2 separate regions of the Homo sapiens genome follow, and region 1 is linked to region 2. Evidence: chromatin contacts called from ENCODE Hi-C data. All regions are on one chromosome and are shown on one strand. Each heading gives the region's core, a stretch centred on a gene start or an enhancer-like site at or near the end of the contact. The rest is flanking DNA. Distances are from core to core; before and after follow the strand shown. Region 1 overlaps DNAJC15 (DnaJ heat shock protein family (Hsp40) member C15). Region 2 has its middle 25 kb from the start of TNFSF11.

Region 1 (2,886 bases), core at 311-2,810, 500 kb before region 2:
TTCTTTGGATTTCCAAAATCTAGCAAAGCGTCATTTTCTAAAAGTTTGTATAATGACATGAAAATGATCTTAAGAAACTTTACCACTGTTACGGGCGGGTCTTTGGTCTTAGAGCTCCCAACATGGGGTGGGCCGCTCCCAAAATGACGGCAAGCCTTTTGTTCTCTGACCTGGGGTTCTTGGCCTCACAGATTCCAAGAAATTGAACCTTGGGCCATGTGGTGAGTATTATAGCTATTAGAAGCTGTGGGTCATGGAAGAGAACGGTGGAACCCAGCAACCAGTGTTCAGCTCGATTAGGGCACTTAGCCGTGCAGTAACAAAGGCGAGCCTTTAGCCTGATCAGGTGCGGCAATGTGCACCTCACTGGATCAGAAACGCAGTGGACACCCTGCTGGATCCAGAGGGGTGTAAGTCAGCGGCAGGTCTGCGACGGCAGCAAACAGCAGCGGTGGACAGCGAGCAAAAGCTCAGCTCGAACCGTAACAAACACGGACCAGAAGAGTGTGCAGTTGCAAGATTTAATAGAATGAAAACAGAGCTCCCGTACAATGTGAGAGGACCCAAAGGGGGTTGCCCACTCTCTGCTCCAATGCCTGGGTTTATATCCCAATCACTGCCCCTCCCCCTGTGCTCTCAGGCGATATATGATTTGACTATTTCTTTACCTCCTGCTTTTAGCTTAATTTGTATTTTAGTGAGCCCTCTTTACTACCTGATTGGTTGGGCGTGAGCTGAGTTACAAGCCCTGTGTTTAAAGGTAGGTGCGGTCACCTTCCCCAGTTAGGCTTAGGAATTCTTAGTCGGCCTAGGAAGTCCAACTAGTCCTGTCTCTCACCACCACCGAGATGTCTCTTGTAGCTCATATTTTATGTGTACCATACTGGTGACCGAAATTATGTTTTGAAATGGGAAAATATAATGGACAATGCTAGTTAAACTTAATTAAAAATCTAACATATGGTCATGCTTCAAAATATCCTGGACCAGGTAAATATATTCAAAAGTCTCACGGAAGACAAAGAAAATAAAGTTAGGACCTTATGTCTGGTAAATTTCCTTACAAAAAAAAAAAAATGAAGATAATCCACAGGTTATGTGGAAAACATGAAAGAATAACTAATTTGTTAAACAAACATTAAGGAAAATAAACTCCCAATAAAAAGGTTAGGTAATTTAGCAAACAGGCACTTGAAGGCTATTTCCCATCTCTGACTGGTTCATTAATTAATTCAATAAATACTCAGTATTTACTATGTGCCAGTCATGATTTTAAGCCCTAGGGATATATCAGACAAAATCCCTATCCTCATGAAGGTACATTTTAGCAAGAGAGACAGACAACAAACAATTTTAACAGGAAAAATATATAATTATTTTACGCAGTGATTTGTGCTATGGAAAAAAATTAAGCAGATAAAGAAGTAGGTATGTGTTTGTATGGTGAGAGTGAGGGAAGAGAGAGACCCTCTCACATTGTTTTATATTTTATACTCAGTACCTGTTTTAAGAAAAAAACAAGGAAGTGAAATCAAAGACAGGCAGCCTGGCCCCAGGCCCAAAACCACGCCCGAGCCTGCATGGCCTAAACCTAGTAGTTAAAAATCAACTCATGACTTAGAACCCGATGTTACCCATAGATTTCAGGCATTGTATGGAAGAACATTGTGAAACTCCCTGCTCTGTTCTGTTTCACTCTGACTACCAGTGCATGAAACCCCGTCACATATCCCCTAGATTGCTCAATCAATCACAACCCTTTCATATAAAATCTTTAGTGTTGTGTGCCCGTAAAAGGGACGGAAATTGTGCACTCGGGGAGCTTGGATTTTAAGACAGTAGCTTGCCGATGCTCCCAGCTGAATAAAGCCCTTCCTTCTACAACTCGATGTCTGAGAGGTTTTGCCTGCGGCTTGTCCTGCTACAAGAGCAACAAATTTAAAGTGAGTAGGGCAAGCTTCACTGAAAAAAATGACTTTTGGAAAAAAATTAAAGCAAGAAAAAGGATTCCTTAGATTTTGGACTAGCAATGGGAACAAGTGTAAAGTCCCTAAAGCACAGGTGTGCCCAGTGTGCCTAACGAATAGCCAGAAGGCCAGTGTGCATACAGCAGGAAGAGAAAGAGAAAAAAATAGGCAACAAGGTCGAACAGGTCACAAGGGGAGCAGATCATGCTGGGCCTTATATGGTCAACATAAAGACTAGCTTTTCTCCGAGTGATACAGTACATCATTGTTTTGAGCAGAGGCCTAAGATTATTTCAATTAAAATTCTAAGGATCATTCTACTTGTCATGTTGAGAATAGATTGTAGAGGATGAAAAGCAGAGGCATGGGGATGAGTTGTAAGTCTATTAAAATAATCCATGAAAGAGATAATGGTCACTTGGGCTACAGCGATTAATGATGGAAATGAGGAAAGTGGTGAGATACTAGATAGAGTTCGGAGGTAAGGCCAATAGGATTTGCTGAGACACTGGATATGGAGTCAAGGTTTTGAAATGAGAAAATATAATGGACAATGCTAGTTAAACGTAATTAAGAATCTAACATATGGTCATGCTTCAAAATACCCTGGACCAGGTAAATATATCCAAAAGTCTCTCGGAAGACAAAGAAAATAAAGTCTTTGCAACCAAAAGGAACTAAAAGGACCTTTTAGTTGTCTTGAGCAACTAAAAGGAAAAGAGAAGAGTCAAGGTTATTGTCTTGAACAACTAAAAGAATGACACTAACTGCCTTTTGCTGCAAGGACTGTGAGAGGTCTGTGGCAGAGAAAGGGTATGTCATGAACTCTCTTTTGGACTTACTTTCTAACAATATGCCGTGACGAGTATGATAAAGCCTAAGTGAAACAGTATGAGAATTCCTAACACCTAGAGGGTAA
Region 2 (2,812 bases), core at 200-2,699:
CTGTAAGGCTCTTGATTCCTATGTTAAGCTATAATTTATAGTCTTGCAGCCAACACAATCTTCAAAAAAATGTAACCTTTTATCATCTTAAAGTGGGCCATTCAACTTCCTCCTCACCAGATCCAGTAACTTCAGTTTCTTTAAACTTTTAACTTCTCCCCAAGGAGAGATGGGATTCCAGGATCTCAAGGAATTACAATCAATCCTGGATGGAGAAGCCTGCATATGACAAGACTCCACAAATAGGATGGAAGAGCATTTGGAGTCCATTTTCCCAGGAAATCACAGGCTGCCTGGACATGCTGTTCTCAAATGTATATTCTTCCCAGCTCTTGAAGGACCACTATCCCTGCTTCCACCATAGAAAAGGGAAAACAGATGCAACGACCATATTGATAAAACCCCAAGCCAGCATGATTGTTCTGGCAAACACAAATGTAGATACAAAGGCAATGGGGCTTAATATATTTTAAATCAAGGCCATCCCAACTGATATGTATTTAGTCTATTTGTAGACATTTCAACAAATAGGCACGAAGAGTCTGATAGTGCCAGGCACTGTGGTGATGCTGGGTGTGCAATAGCCAACCGCATAGGCACAGCCTCTATCCATGCGGAGTTTAGTTTCTGTGGGTAAGTGAGTATGTACAAGAAGTGCCATGATGCAGTCAGAGGGGGAAGCCTTCCTGCCCAGCTGGAAAGCCTGTGGACGACACAATGCAATCTGACCTTTCCATCATCAGCCCAACCAGCCCCACTCCCATGCCCTCCCACACCTTCAGAAGAGAAATCTTTGTTCATTTCTTTTACTTCTCTGCACATCACATGCTATTGAGAAGCACTGAGACAGAGCACAATCAAAGAGGCAAAGCACTGGATTTCACTGAGACACCAAATCTGAAAACAGGAGAGGAGACAGCCCTTGCTGACCCCTTTCAGCCCCCACATTCAATGTGTCCACAAAGGTAGACAGTAAACAGGAAAACTCACCACCACCCTCACTGTGACCTACTATCTTGGAGGCCAGACTGGCAAATCTCCTATGCAAATAAAGCCTCTTTGCTGGATGTCTAAGGCAGGTTTTATTTGCAGAGCAACTGACCAAATCCTGGGGCTCTGATGAGAGCCCAGACCTTCCCGGACCTCTCCGCAGGACCCTGGGTCGTCCTGAGCGTGTCTGCTCATAGTGCTAGTCTGTCCAGGGGTGTTTGTCATCTGCTTCATTGTATGTCTGTTTGTCTGTTTGTCTTCTCTCCAAATCTTTAGCAATTCAACAATAAACACCAGAAACCTAACTCTACTCAAAACATTCACAAAGGCGCTGCAACCATGCTTAATGGCATTGAAGCGAAGGAAGTGGGGCTGGGGGAAACAGGGTGTTGGTGGGTGTTCCCAGTTCCTATGGTCACAGCCTTAGCCACAGCCTTGAAACACACAGTATCGGGTTCTCAGCTAGCCCCCTTGGCGGGGAGAGCTGGGAGTTTCTGACCTCCTTTGGGGTTAAGGCTGCTGGTCTCAGTCTGTGCGTAAGCGAGTGGTCACAGTCCTTAATTGCAAAGGGGAAGTGGTCAGAAAACACACTCTGTCCTGGCAAGATTGATAACTTGTAAGATACTTTGGAAGAATGCCAGAAAGTAACACTGAGGTTGTCTATGAAACTAAATATACATACATCACTTACAAGTTTGCTTATAATTTCCAACATGTTCTGAAAAGAAAAAGAAAGGAAGCAGAGGGAAAGGAATTAGAGGTAGAGTTCACAACAAAGCCAATAGAATTCTCTGCCATTTCCTTTTTTGAGTGAAGAGATCACTTTAAAATAATAACATCTAACAAATCCAACAATTACTATGTTCAGGGTCCTAGTCAATGCATTTTACATGTATTGACTAATTAATTAATCATAATAGTTTTAGACACCAGTCCTTTATTTAAAATAAATAAATACTCCCATTTTATGGATAATGAAACTGAAGTCCAGAAAGTTAAGTCATATATAGGATCCCTAAGATCTAGTAAGTACTGGAGCCAGGATTTGTTCCCAGGCAAATGACTCGAGGTTAACACTAAACAATTACACCCTGCTAAAAGGGCTGAATAATTTCTATCAAATTCAAAATGAATTATCCCATGGCAAAGGGACATAGGATTTGGATCATGCTGCTAATGAAGTTGTTGTTACCAAGATCAAGACACAAGGATCAAGAGCAGTTTTAAACTGGACACTGAGGCTCAGTGAGGCCCATAAGCTGGGAAGTATATTGCTTTGGCGCTACCTTCACATTTCTTATGAAGAAAGCAATCTAGAGAAAGTCAGTAAACTTTGACCATATGAAGTTTCCAGTTTGATCTCGAATGTTGTTTCTGTTTGGGGCCACCATGCTATCTGAGCTGTCATTTTGTTACCTGACTGAAGGTAAAGGAGTTATTGCCAGGGCATGCTGTAATATTCCTCCTGGAGTTCAAAGTAGTTAAGTCTAGAAATAAAATAAAACCTTATAAGCTAGTAGACAGTGAAATTGAGACCACAAAGCACACTTGGTGATCATATGCCCACACTTTGTCTTCCAGGAAAAACATGAGAAAGAGTGATTCTGTCTTTATGAGCTGGCTCTGCTTGAAATGAAAGTGAAGGGTGAGGCTCCCAGTCTCCACTTTTCATCTCTGAAGGCTGGTGAACTTTCTGGAGACTGCCTGGAAGCCTGCATTGGGGTGACCTACATACTGCGTTAAGTCCAACAACAGTTTATGGAGTATCCACTGTATGAAGAAGGCCATGCTAAATACTGTGCAGGACACAAAAATTGAAAAG

Evidence for each region. A loop is a pair of places that touch in the nucleus more often than their neighbours do. Pooled maps may share reads with other maps.
Region 1: a loop to region 2 is called in a pooled map, with 7 times the contacts of the local background. The contact joins two enhancer-like sites. A Hi-C loop is called at or near these places in 4 of 37 single-sample maps with no recorded cell type and 4 of 50 pooled maps.

What each region holds. Positions count from the first base shown.
Region 1 is chr13:43,044,350-43,047,235 of GRCh38, reverse strand. All of the region lies in intron 1 of DNAJC15 (DnaJ heat shock protein family (Hsp40) member C15), which reads right to left. Among named protein-coding and RNA genes, the nearest start is that of DNAJC15, 22 kb to the right of the region's middle. RefSeq lists enhancers at 412-1,087, 1,429-1,488, 1,589-1,638. Within about 2 kb of position 1,560, at least 16 of the 41 ENCODE cell types and tissues checked have a DNase peak (open chromatin) inside an H3K27ac peak, as active enhancers do.
Region 2 is chr13:42,547,593-42,550,404 of GRCh38, reverse strand. No RefSeq gene overlaps it. Among named protein-coding and RNA genes, the nearest start is that of TNFSF11, 25 kb to the left of the region's middle. RefSeq lists an enhancer at 1,005-1,054. Within about 2 kb of position 1,449, at least 3 of the 41 ENCODE cell types and tissues checked have a DNase peak (open chromatin) inside an H3K27ac peak, as active enhancers do.